Linked DNA regions of Homo sapiens: regions 2 and 3 are each linked to region 1. A link is a contact called in ENCODE Hi-C data. All regions are on one chromosome and are shown on one strand. The core of a region is the stretch at or near the end of the contact, and the rest is flanking DNA. Distances in the headings are between cores, read along the strand shown.

Region 1 (3,320 bases), core at 475-2,974:
TTGAATCAGGAATAGCATACTTCCCACTAAATTCCTTTTGCCTGAATGAAATCTTCAGATTCCCATCTATACTGCAAGGGCACTTTAAGAGCTACCACATAGGCCATAACGTTCTTGGAAAACAGGATATGCTGTCAGTTGCCTAGGTAGAGACAGGAGCTGACAAGGCAATCCTCAAGTTCCTTTCTTTTATTCTGAGAGCTGTATTCTGTGGATAGGGATTTTGTATTTTAGTGCTAACAATGTTTTTCAGTACCTAACACCATGAGTATTCAAAGGTCTGATGTTATCTTTAATGTATGTAATGAACATACAATGGTATATCTTATGAATATTACATTCATTTTCTATTCCTACAACGTTTTCAGAGGAAATATTTTTACCCTGACCTGGATTCTATCGCTATCCTAATAACTGTGGTTCAGAAAATTGTCTCACAGGCAGACAGTTTCCTAATCACGTTTTACTCAATTATTTTATTTCTCAATATGATAGGCTGTGAAGTAGTCCACTGGAAAAGGCATCATGCTGAGAGTAAGAAAAGCTTATTTGTTCACTGCTCTATCTCCAGCACCTAGAACAATGCCTGACCCAGAACAGGTGCATAGTATTTGCTGAGTGAATTCTAATCCTACTTCTGGGTAAAATTAAGTAAATTAATTAGTTCTTGAGGGACTCTGTCTAGATGACCCCTAAACTTCCATGGTAAGGTTTTGTGGTTTTTATCTTGGCTTTTCTAAATGCTCTAAAAATAGTAGTGGATGGTAACAATGCAGTGTTCAGTAAAATCAATTGGTGGAGATTGTAGATAGATGGCTCATAAGACATCAGTATTACAAATCCTATGTGTGTGCGCGTGTGGTCATACAAGGCAAAGTTAAAGTCTTTTTTTTATGACGATGATAAATTAGTCTTGTTTGGGCGACTGAACTCAAGAGGTGGTTCAAATAAATGTCATATTTTTCATTGTATCTTCAGTGCCTAGTACAGTTACTGGCTCATAGTAGGTATTCAATAAATAGTGGTTGAATTAATTGCCTTCCTTAACGTTCCGTTTAAATGCTAGACGCAGCTAGGTCTTTACCCCTCCTTAGAAAGAGATGGAGCTGTAACCAGAAATCCCTTAAAAGGTAAGGACCAGTAATCAGGCTGAGCTAAGCTCATGGGTAGTACGAGACAGGCTTAAAGCACTGAAGGAAGAAAGAAGAGAACCCAAGCGTGAGAGAAAGCAAAACAAAACAAGTAAAGAGAGGAAGAAAAACATTTCTAAAGTGGGGGTTGGCAGGAAGCCACAGCAATTACAGCAGGTCAACCCTTGTCAATAGGTGGTCACCTCAAGAACTTACCATTAAAACCCTCGGCCACACAGACCCCACTTTTAAAAGGTTATTAATTCTGACATGCCCAAGTTCATCTGAGTTCCTTAGAAAGATCAACCAGCAGCACCTACTTCACGACCTATCCTCCATTCCATTCAAATAACGCGGCCAATAGGAAAATCCTCCGCCCTGAGCCAACGACTCGGCGTAGCTGAGACAGCACGGGAGGCAGATCTGCCCTGTAGAGCCTTGCGGTTCCACTGCTGGCCTCCGGATTCCCGGGAGCCCCCAGCCCGACAGGACAACCTTCCTTCCCCGCTTCCTCCTTTCCAGGTCTGTCCCAGCCCCCGCTGCCTGGGCCACACCCGCTTCCCTCTGGTGGCCCAGCCACCACCGCCGCAGTTCGCGGGAGCGCTCTTCCTGGGGCGGGCACAGGCCCAGGGCGCATGCGCACTGGTCGAAGGGCGCCTCCCAGTCCGGATCTCGCGAAGTTACGTTAGATTGGCCGCCGGTGACGGGTGGCCGTGCTGGGGGCGGGAGGGCTTCTGTGGTAGGAAGGGAGGTCCGCTCGGCCGGGTGCGCCGCCCCAGTGCTCTGTGGGATACTGGAAGTCTCGAGCGTCGGCTCCGGGTTCCCAGCCCTCCTCTGGCCCGCACTCATAGAAACATTCACACACCCCCTGCCTCCCCTCTCTTCCCTCTCCGCCTCCCCCTTCCCCCCCTCGCGATAAGAAGACCCGGCGGCAGGAGAGGGGATGAAGATGGCGGACGCGAAGCAGAAGCGGAACGAGCAGCTGAAACGCTGGATCGGCTCCGAGACGGACCTCGAGCCTCCGGTGGTGAAGCGCCAGAAGACCAAGGTGAAGTTCGACGATGGCGCCGTCTTCCTGGCTGCTTGCTCCAGCGGCGACACGGACGAGGTCCTCAAGCTGCTGCACCGCGGCGCCGACATCAATTACGCCAATGTGGACGGACTCACTGCCCTGCACCAGGTCTGTGCGCCCCGCCGCCGGCTCTCCTGACCGTGAGGGTTCTCGTCGGCCTCCTGCTCGGGCCTGCCCTCAGTTCTCCACCTCTTGAGGCTGGGGGCGGCGGGAGACTCCCTGCTGCGGGGTGAGGGGGCGGTTTCCCCAGAGGGCGGGAGGGAGAGCTGGTGGAAGGGAGGGCGCTGGGCTTGAGGCCCCCCTTCAGAACAGTTGCTGGTGGAGTTGGGAACCGGGTGATTTCCGGGGCATAGGGGAAAAGGAACTGTGGTCGTTTGGGGCCCCAGGGCCATTCGTGGATAAGTCTGGGATTTGGGGTCGAGACAAGGAGGGGTGTAGTGGGGTTGTGCCTGGGCCCCGGTGTCAGTGGTATATTCGGAGGGGTGGATGCTGAAGGAAGAAAACTAACAAGGGGCATTACGGACGGTTAGGCAGATGAACATCTTTGACTTGTAGGTGGGCATTGGATTTGTTGCACTTTTTAGGACTTGATTACAAATGATGATAATAATAGTAATCTAGAGCCCTAAGCCGAGTGCCCTGAACGAACGATTTCCTGTTTTCTCATTTATTACTCTTGGTCACTGGGGAGGGGAAAACAGGGTGTAATTAGCTGATCTGCACCGGCTGAAAGGAAGGGGATGGAAGTGGGTAGAGTAAGGAAGCCCTCTAAAGGGCTTGCCCACCTCCGGACCGGAACGTGTTGAGTCTGATACTCGAAGTTTGCCGCAGTGTCAGAGATCCTTGAGCCCCAGGTCCTCGGGTGTGCACTGGTGTTAGAAAGAGAAGAATAAATAGGGGACACTCTTTTCAAAGCCGGTTACCAAGCTCTGGTTTTTCTTTTGGGGTTGGGAAAAAAGAAAGCTGGTCACAAACTTTTCTCAAAATGGATGCTTTGTGCATATTAAAGTTTTATAGTAGTCTGATTGGGATCTCTCAATGTTAGCCAAATAAGGAGAAACTATTGGCAATCCAGAGATAATGTTGCCTTGCCTTTAACAGGCCAAAAGCAACACAAC
Region 2 (3,320 bases), core at 611-3,110, 2.9 Mb after region 1:
TGTTTTGCATACTTTTCTCTTTTCAATGTATGACCTAGCAGTGATTTTTTTTTTTTTAGGCCGTATTTACCAGCAATCTAGAGTACGAAGTGAAGGACTTGATTGAGCATTCTGAATTCTGCTGAGAGTTCATTTAAAATATATGTATTTGAGGCCGGGCACGGTGTCTCACACCTGTAATCCCAGCACTTTGGGAGGCCAAGGCAGGCAGGCAGATCACCTGAGGTTAGGAGTTCGAGACCAACCTGGCCAACACAGCAAAACCCCATCTCTACTAAAAATACAAAAATTAGCTGGGCGTGGTGGCGCACGGCTGTAGTCCCAGCTACTCGGGAGGCTGGGGCAGAGAATCGCTTGAACCCAGGAGGTGGAGGTTTCAGTGAGCCGAGATTGGGCCACTACACTCTAGCCTGGGTGACAGTGCAAGACTCCGTCTCCAAAAATAAAATAAAATAAAAATATTTGGAGGGTAAGTGGTGAAGAATGGAGTCTTGGTATAGAAAGGAAAATGATACCTTTGCTGTAAAGTAGATGGGGGGTAGGGACATGTCTGTACATTTAAGAATGTCTGATGCTTTAAGAAGGCTGTCTCACATTTCAGTTGAGGGATATCTTACAAAATACTTGACCAATACTACTCAAAAATGTCCAGGTATCAAAAATGAGGAAAGTATGAGAAACTGTCATAGCCAAGAGGAGCCTAGAGACATAGGAACTAAAGGTAATGTGGTATCCTGAACAGAAAAAAGGGCCATTAGGAAAAAATTAAGTAAATCTGAATAAAGTAATGACTTGAGCTCAGAAGAATGTACCAATATTAGATCATTAATTTCAAAAAATATTCTATACTAACACAAAATGTTAATAGTGGGTGAAATTGGGTGCTGAATATATGGGAATTCTTGGTACTATCTCAATTTTTCTGTAAATTGAAAACTTCTAAACAATAAAGTCTGTTTTGTAAAAAGTCCATCTCTACCAACATTCATATTTTAAACAAGAAACTGTAGGATGAAAGAAGTGAAACATTTAATACAGATCAGTGGTGTTGAGGAAATTTTCTAGACTGTCTCCCAGAATGCTAGTCCCTATTGCAAAGAACTACTTTTTTATATAAAGCTTTTTCCCTCCTAATTATTTGCAATTTGCCGAAAAGGGAACACCAAAAAACATTTCCGGATTTGCCACACACACAAAACAAACAAACAAAAAAAAGTTAGAAAAACTTCTGGTTTGGCTTCCAGTCTTGTCTCCAGGGCTAACTGGCGTGCCATCTGCTCGCAGCAGAGCGGTAACCATGGTTCATGTGTCACACCAGCGTGCGATGTTAAGAAGTTTGCCCCGGCAAGTCTGGACAACTCCGCTTCCGCACAGGTTGCTGAGGGCGGGCGGGGATGGCGGCAGCAGCATCCAGAGGGTGTAGATCGTTCTTCCAAACCCCATCTGCTTTCCTGTCCTCTGGCTGTGCCCGGGGTCCCCGGGCGCGGCAAGCCGCGGGGACGTGCGCGGGTCTTCTATGCATAACAAAAGAGCCCTCCTCCTCCTCTTCCTTCTCCCGCCGCCCCGCGCCGCCCCGCGCCGCCCCCACCTTGGCTTCCCGCGGCCGCCGGGGCCCGCGTCCCCAGCAGGAATTGGCTCCCGGGCCCGAGGTTTCCAGGTACCCGGAAGGGGGAGGGGGCCGAGGCGGCAACAATTGGGCGGGTGAGGGCAAAACGCGCGGCTCGGAGCGCCAAGACTCCGAGGGGCGGTGAGCCCGGGCCGTGCCGCCGCACGATTGGCCGGGGCCGCCCCGCCGGCCGCCGCTGATTGGTGGATTCTCAAATTCGGTCTCAAGGCGCCAGAGGAGGTGTTTTAGCGGGGACTACGATCCAGGCTGGAGTTGCGCTCGGCCGGTCTGAGCGCTGGCGCTGCCCGGACGCCGCGGGGTCCCCGCCAGCCCAGGGCACTCGGCGCGGGGATCTGCGCGCCTCGCTCTCCCTTCCCGATGCCGCCGCCCGGCTGCTGATCGCCGCACCACCTTCCCTCATCGGCTTGGGTCCGTGGAGGTCCCTGCAGAGGCAGGAAGCCTCCTTAGGAAAGCAGGGGTAAGCGTGCGGCCCCAGCGCCAGTGGGGAGGCGGGAATTGGGATACAGGGCCCACTCCCGCCCCGGCTGCCAGCCTGCCACTCCTCACGTCCCCCGGCTGGCGAGGGCTCGAGGTGTTTCTGCCGGGGAACCCGGTGCGCAGAGGGTGTGCCGGGTGCAGCTCTCACTCCGGCCCGGCAGTAGAGGGGATTTGCCCTTCCCCACAACTTGGAGCTTTCATTGGAGAAGTTTATTTGGGGGATCTGCTTGGAGGCCTGGGAAGGGGCTGCGCTCAGCGCTGAGTGGGTTTGGTCTAGCGATCGGGTTTCCTTCCCCCGATTCAAAACCCCTCAAAGCCGAATTCCTCTCAGTTCTTTGCGCCAAAATTAACTGACCTGGGAGACCCTGTACTTTTCTGACAGATTTGCCCAACACCCTTCCGACTTGGTAACTTTATTTTGCCATCTAGCTTTTCATAAGGAGTTACTATTTTTGTAGATTTTTTTCTTCCCAGATTTTCAGTATTACTAAGCACACTTTAGGTGTTTGAGTTTGTTCGCGTGAGTTTTAGAAAGTTGAGGGTGGCTACAACTCCTGGAAATGCCCAGGATGTGCTTAGAGAAGGGGGAATTTCATATTGACAAACAAGTAACACATATGTAGATATTTTTGTTTGAGGAAAAAATACCTAATTGCAAAATCATTTTCTAGTGTAATTGTGCATTACAGATGGAGGTAAATTGTTTAACACTAAAAGACCTGATCAGCCCCAGGCAGCCCAGACTAGATTTTGCAGTTGAAGATGGGGAAAATGCACAAAAGGTAAGCAAACATAAACACCTTAGTTTCTAATATGTTAAGGATGGTGATGTTGAATTCAATTAAGTGTTCCAACATGCCATTTGTATTTGTATTTAAGCATAATAATTAATATTGATAAACATTATAGAAACATTCTTTTTTAAAAATAGAGCCATCCAAACCATTATTGTTGGAATTCTACTCTCAGATATAGTGGGAAAAATAGGCAAGGTTACATGTAATGTTGTAACCAATTTATATAAGTCAAAAATATGCTGGCTACAGCAATCAAAGTTTATAATACAGTTGTCAAGGGTGGTGTAGCTAGTGCTCTGTAGGAATGCTAAGCCTCAGTTCCCAGGAAAATAGACCTTTGCAGGCATAAATGCTGGATTATTAAAGTGCTGTGAAATGTCTTCATACCAATGAACTAGCTCCCAGAGACTGTTCCATTC
Region 3 (3,320 bases), core at 300-2,799, 2.8 Mb before region 1:
ATGCAGTTTCTTTGACAACACAGTTCAGGTCTCATTAGCCACCCAAACTAACCTAAGTGCAGAAGACAACTTCAGTCTCTAGGGGCGTCTTCTTCTCCAATTAGTACAAAAGAACCACTAACATCTAATGTACAACTCCCAAACAGAAATGAGAAAGCCGAGGCTTTTATAAAGTGCTGCCCAATGGATTGGTGAAGGAGGCTAGGGCGGCGGGAGAGACCATCAGCAGCATTATTTTGGCTCAAAGTAAAAGTCTATACACGTTAAAAGGGAAAGTTAAAGCAGAGAACGATCTCCCTTTTCACAATTTTGGCAACTATCAAACGTGTGTTTTAACTTCGGGAAATAAAAGTGTCCCATCAATAAAAGGAAACGGGACAGGGAGGATCTATCAGGGATCGAGGAGAGGCTTCCTCCCAACCAGACGTAAAATCACTTAATGTGCTTTGTTGCATCAAGGAATACCTAAGACTTTAATTTAATACGTTCATTAAACAGTTTCCCAAATTGCCGGGATTTCCGCTAAGAAACTCAAGCGTCTGCCAACAGCCGAGAAGCAAGGGAGAGAACCTGCTGCAAACTAGGAGCGGAAACTCCCTCGGCCCGCCCAGCGCGCCTCACGTCCCCGGTGTTTGATTTAGGTGTTAATGTTTACGTGTCGCCTAAACCATCAGGTGCTGAACCAGTTCCTCCAAGACGCACTTTGAGCCTTAAAGAGGGAAGCTTCAGAGCCACTGCGGAGTGTGCCCCCTGCAGCCCGTCGCCCCCTCCTCTCGGCCCCTTACCTGTCATCATAGCAGAAATCCGCACTCAGGGTGTTGAGATACAAGGCGAGCCCCAGAGCGCTGCTCACCAACTCTGCAATCATCTCTCCACCGCCTTCCCTCCGGCTCGGCTCCCAGCGCGAGGGCAGCAGCGGCAACAAAAAACAGAAGCATCAATCTCCACCTTCCGCCGCCTTCTCCTCCCAGCTTCACTTTTCCCTCGCTTCCCCACCCTCCCTCCCTCGGGTCCTTCCAATCCACGACTCCTCTCCTCCTCCTCGCGCCCGTCTCCGCAGCTCCTGCGTCCTCCCCGGGTGCGGGCTCACACCACACTCCCCATGCCCGGCGCCCGCAAGCGGTGAGCGGCGTTTGGGCTCCGCGTCCCCCGGCGGAAGCGCAGGGCTGGTCTTTCGCGCGGGTCGCGATCCCCACCCTAACCCATGGCAGTTTGGGGCGTCCTAGGTGAGGAGTGGGACTCGGAGGAGGTGGAAGGGTGCGGGATGGGGGCAGAGGGACCGGACCAAGCCGGGCTCTGGGACCAGCTGGAGGAAGAGAGAGAAAGAGGCGCGGGTGGGAGGGACAAGGCGAACCGCCTCCCCTCGCCGCCTCCCGGGCGCACTGCTCCGGTGTCGCTCGGGCGGACTCCGGCCGCCAAGGCAGCTGCTGCACATTCAATGTTTATTAGCTCCCTCCCAGCCCCAGCCCCAGCCCCAGCCCCAGCTCCCTTCTCCAGTGAAGTGAGAAGCGGTGGCTGGAGACTCCAGAAGCTCCCGCGTGGGGTTCTCGACGCGGCCCCCCGCGCCTGCGTGACCAACCCTCCATCCCGGCTTGGCCCAGCCCCTTTCTCCACCCAGATCCTCCCGGAAGGCTCCTCCTACCCTGCCCCTCGGGCTGGAGGCTCCTCCCACCCTCCCCGGCCTGGAGGCTCCTCCTACCAGCCTCCCGTCCTCTTGTTTCTTTCACCTTCGATTTCACTCTGGAAAGCCCCCGGGACCCAAGGGCGACGGCTGGAAGACAGCCCAAAGGAGTAGATACAGTGCACCCTGGGAGGGGAAGCTGGGAGAAAGGAGGTCGAGGAGGAGGTGGTCGGTCGCCCCGCTGCTGCCTGGCAGCGCCTGGCACGGCTGAATCTCAGCCACAGCGCTGTGTGTGCCAAGAGCTGCCAGGCGTAAGTCCGGTCAGCTGGAGAGACTTCTGAGACCGGGAGAGGAAGAACAGGTTTGGCGACTGCTGCAGCTTCGGTTGTCACAAACTCACTGGCGATCTCTCACGCACACTGTGTGTGAGACTAAATGGGGGGGAGGAGGTAGTATTGGAGAGCTTGGAGGCAACTTAGGAAGGAGAGATTTCAGCTCTTAGCCTACGGTTGGCCACAATGTCAGTGGAAAGACGTGTAGGGAGAGAAACGTTTCCTCCTTCAGTAAGGTTAAAAAGAAAGGACCCCAAAAAGGGAAAGAAAGACACACACACACCCCGCAGCAACTGCCCGGGGACCCCTTCGTGGTTTCAGAGGGACTGTCGGGTTGACCCTGAGAACACAGGAGAGAAACCTCTAGTGCAAGCCGGTACAGCATTATACTTAAACCTAGTAAGGCAGTAAGCTAATGCCCTTTCCTTTCCGCTCGGAGGCAGGACTGGATGGAAAGCATCCAACATGGTGAAATATGGTGTAGAATGGTCTGTGTAGAACAAGCTCTGGGTACTAAAGTTGCAAGACCAAAGAGGACCCAGGGCTGCCTGACACGCCTCCTCCCGGCTTGTTGGCTTTCTGGCCAGGAGAGTAGCTCCGGTGCACCGCGATGTACACTACTGCAGCGCCCCCTGCTGCATAGTAACCACAAGGTGTGGAAGACAGGTCTGTTTTGCATGCGGGCCGACTGGTTCCAACCAAGAGCAGCACCTAACCAGCAAGCTCTCCGAAACTGTGGCAAGAAATTGAGCCCCCTGGGTGTCTAGCAGTGGCCTGGAAAGAAAATACCGTGGTCTGGGCTTCTGTAGAACAAAGCTACATATTTCCCTGATTTCACAAGGAAATCTGAGAAATCTGTATTGGATACACACAGATAAAATGATGAATATTTATTAATATTATACCTGTTATGCCATCCACAGTAGCACATTTTTTGTGCCCTGGACAAATATATGTAAACAAAAATAAAAGGAATTATGTCTTTACAGGTAGGGACTGATCTTTTACCCTTTTCCTCCATAACCTTTGCTCACTTGAAAATTTTGAAAATCATATCAGTTAGTCCATCCTGATGCTCTGTGTCTCTCCAATGCACTTACATGCTGAGATATATATAGTATATATAAAATATGTATATGGTGTCCTAGAACACTGAAGGAAGAACACATACTGTGGGATCAGATGTTTAAGTTTGAGTGCATACTCTGCTATTACTATTTGGGCGATCTTTGGCCAGTCGTTCAACCTCTTTGTGACTCTGTTTTCTAATCTATGAAACAGTGATAATAATAGTACTTATCTTATGAGTACTGTTATTATGAGTATTAAAGTAGTTAACCTATGTAAAATATCTAAAAGGGACCAGG

Evidence for each region. A loop is a pair of places that touch in the nucleus more often than their neighbours do. Pooled maps may share reads with other maps.
Region 2: a map of naive thymus-derived CD4-positive, alpha-beta T cell shows a loop between it and region 1 (6-fold over the local background). The contact joins the promoter of E2F7 here to the promoter of PPP1R12A-AS1 in region 1. A Hi-C loop is called at or near these places in 1 of 168 maps with a recorded cell type or tissue (naive thymus-derived CD4-positive, alpha-beta T cell), 2 of 37 single-sample maps with no recorded cell type and 9 of 50 pooled maps.
Region 3: a map of naive thymus-derived CD4-positive, alpha-beta T cell shows a loop between it and region 1 (10-fold over the local background). The contact joins the promoter of TMTC2 here to the promoter of PPP1R12A-AS1 in region 1. A Hi-C loop is called at or near these places in 3 of 168 maps with a recorded cell type or tissue (CD4-positive, alpha-beta memory T cell, CD8-positive, alpha-beta T cell and naive thymus-derived CD4-positive, alpha-beta T cell) and 12 of 50 pooled maps.

The regions. Positions count from the first base shown.
Region 1 is chr12:79,933,685-79,937,004 of GRCh38, reverse strand. PPP1R12A-AS1 (PPP1R12A antisense RNA 1) reads right to left here and starts at 1,724. Exons shown (of 2, transcript NR_146535.1): 1 at 1,451-1,724. PPP1R12A (protein phosphatase 1 regulatory subunit 12A) reads left to right here and starts at 1,908. Exons shown (of 25, transcript NM_002480.3): 1 at 1,908-2,310. The coding sequence starts at 2,074. RefSeq lists enhancers at 1,393-1,958, 1,682-1,976, 2,023-2,322, 1,959-2,522, 2,663-2,722 and 1 more and a silencer at 2,403-2,492.
Region 2 is chr12:77,064,109-77,067,428 of GRCh38, reverse strand. It overlaps E2F7 (E2F transcription factor 7), which reads left to right and starts at 1,860. Exons shown (of 13, transcript NM_203394.3): 1 at 1,860-2,084; 2 at 2,794-2,886. The coding sequence starts at 2,794. RefSeq lists enhancers at 1,241-1,470, 1,206-1,912 and silencers at 1,521-1,950, 1,971-2,020.
Region 3 is chr12:82,685,135-82,688,454 of GRCh38, reverse strand. It overlaps TMTC2 (transmembrane O-mannosyltransferase targeting cadherins 2), which reads right to left and starts at 1,549. Exons shown (of 12, transcript NM_152588.3): 1 at 786-1,549. The coding sequence starts at 868. RefSeq lists silencers at 529-588, 949-998, 1,569-1,668, 2,519-2,598 and enhancers at 1,709-1,918, 1,939-2,088.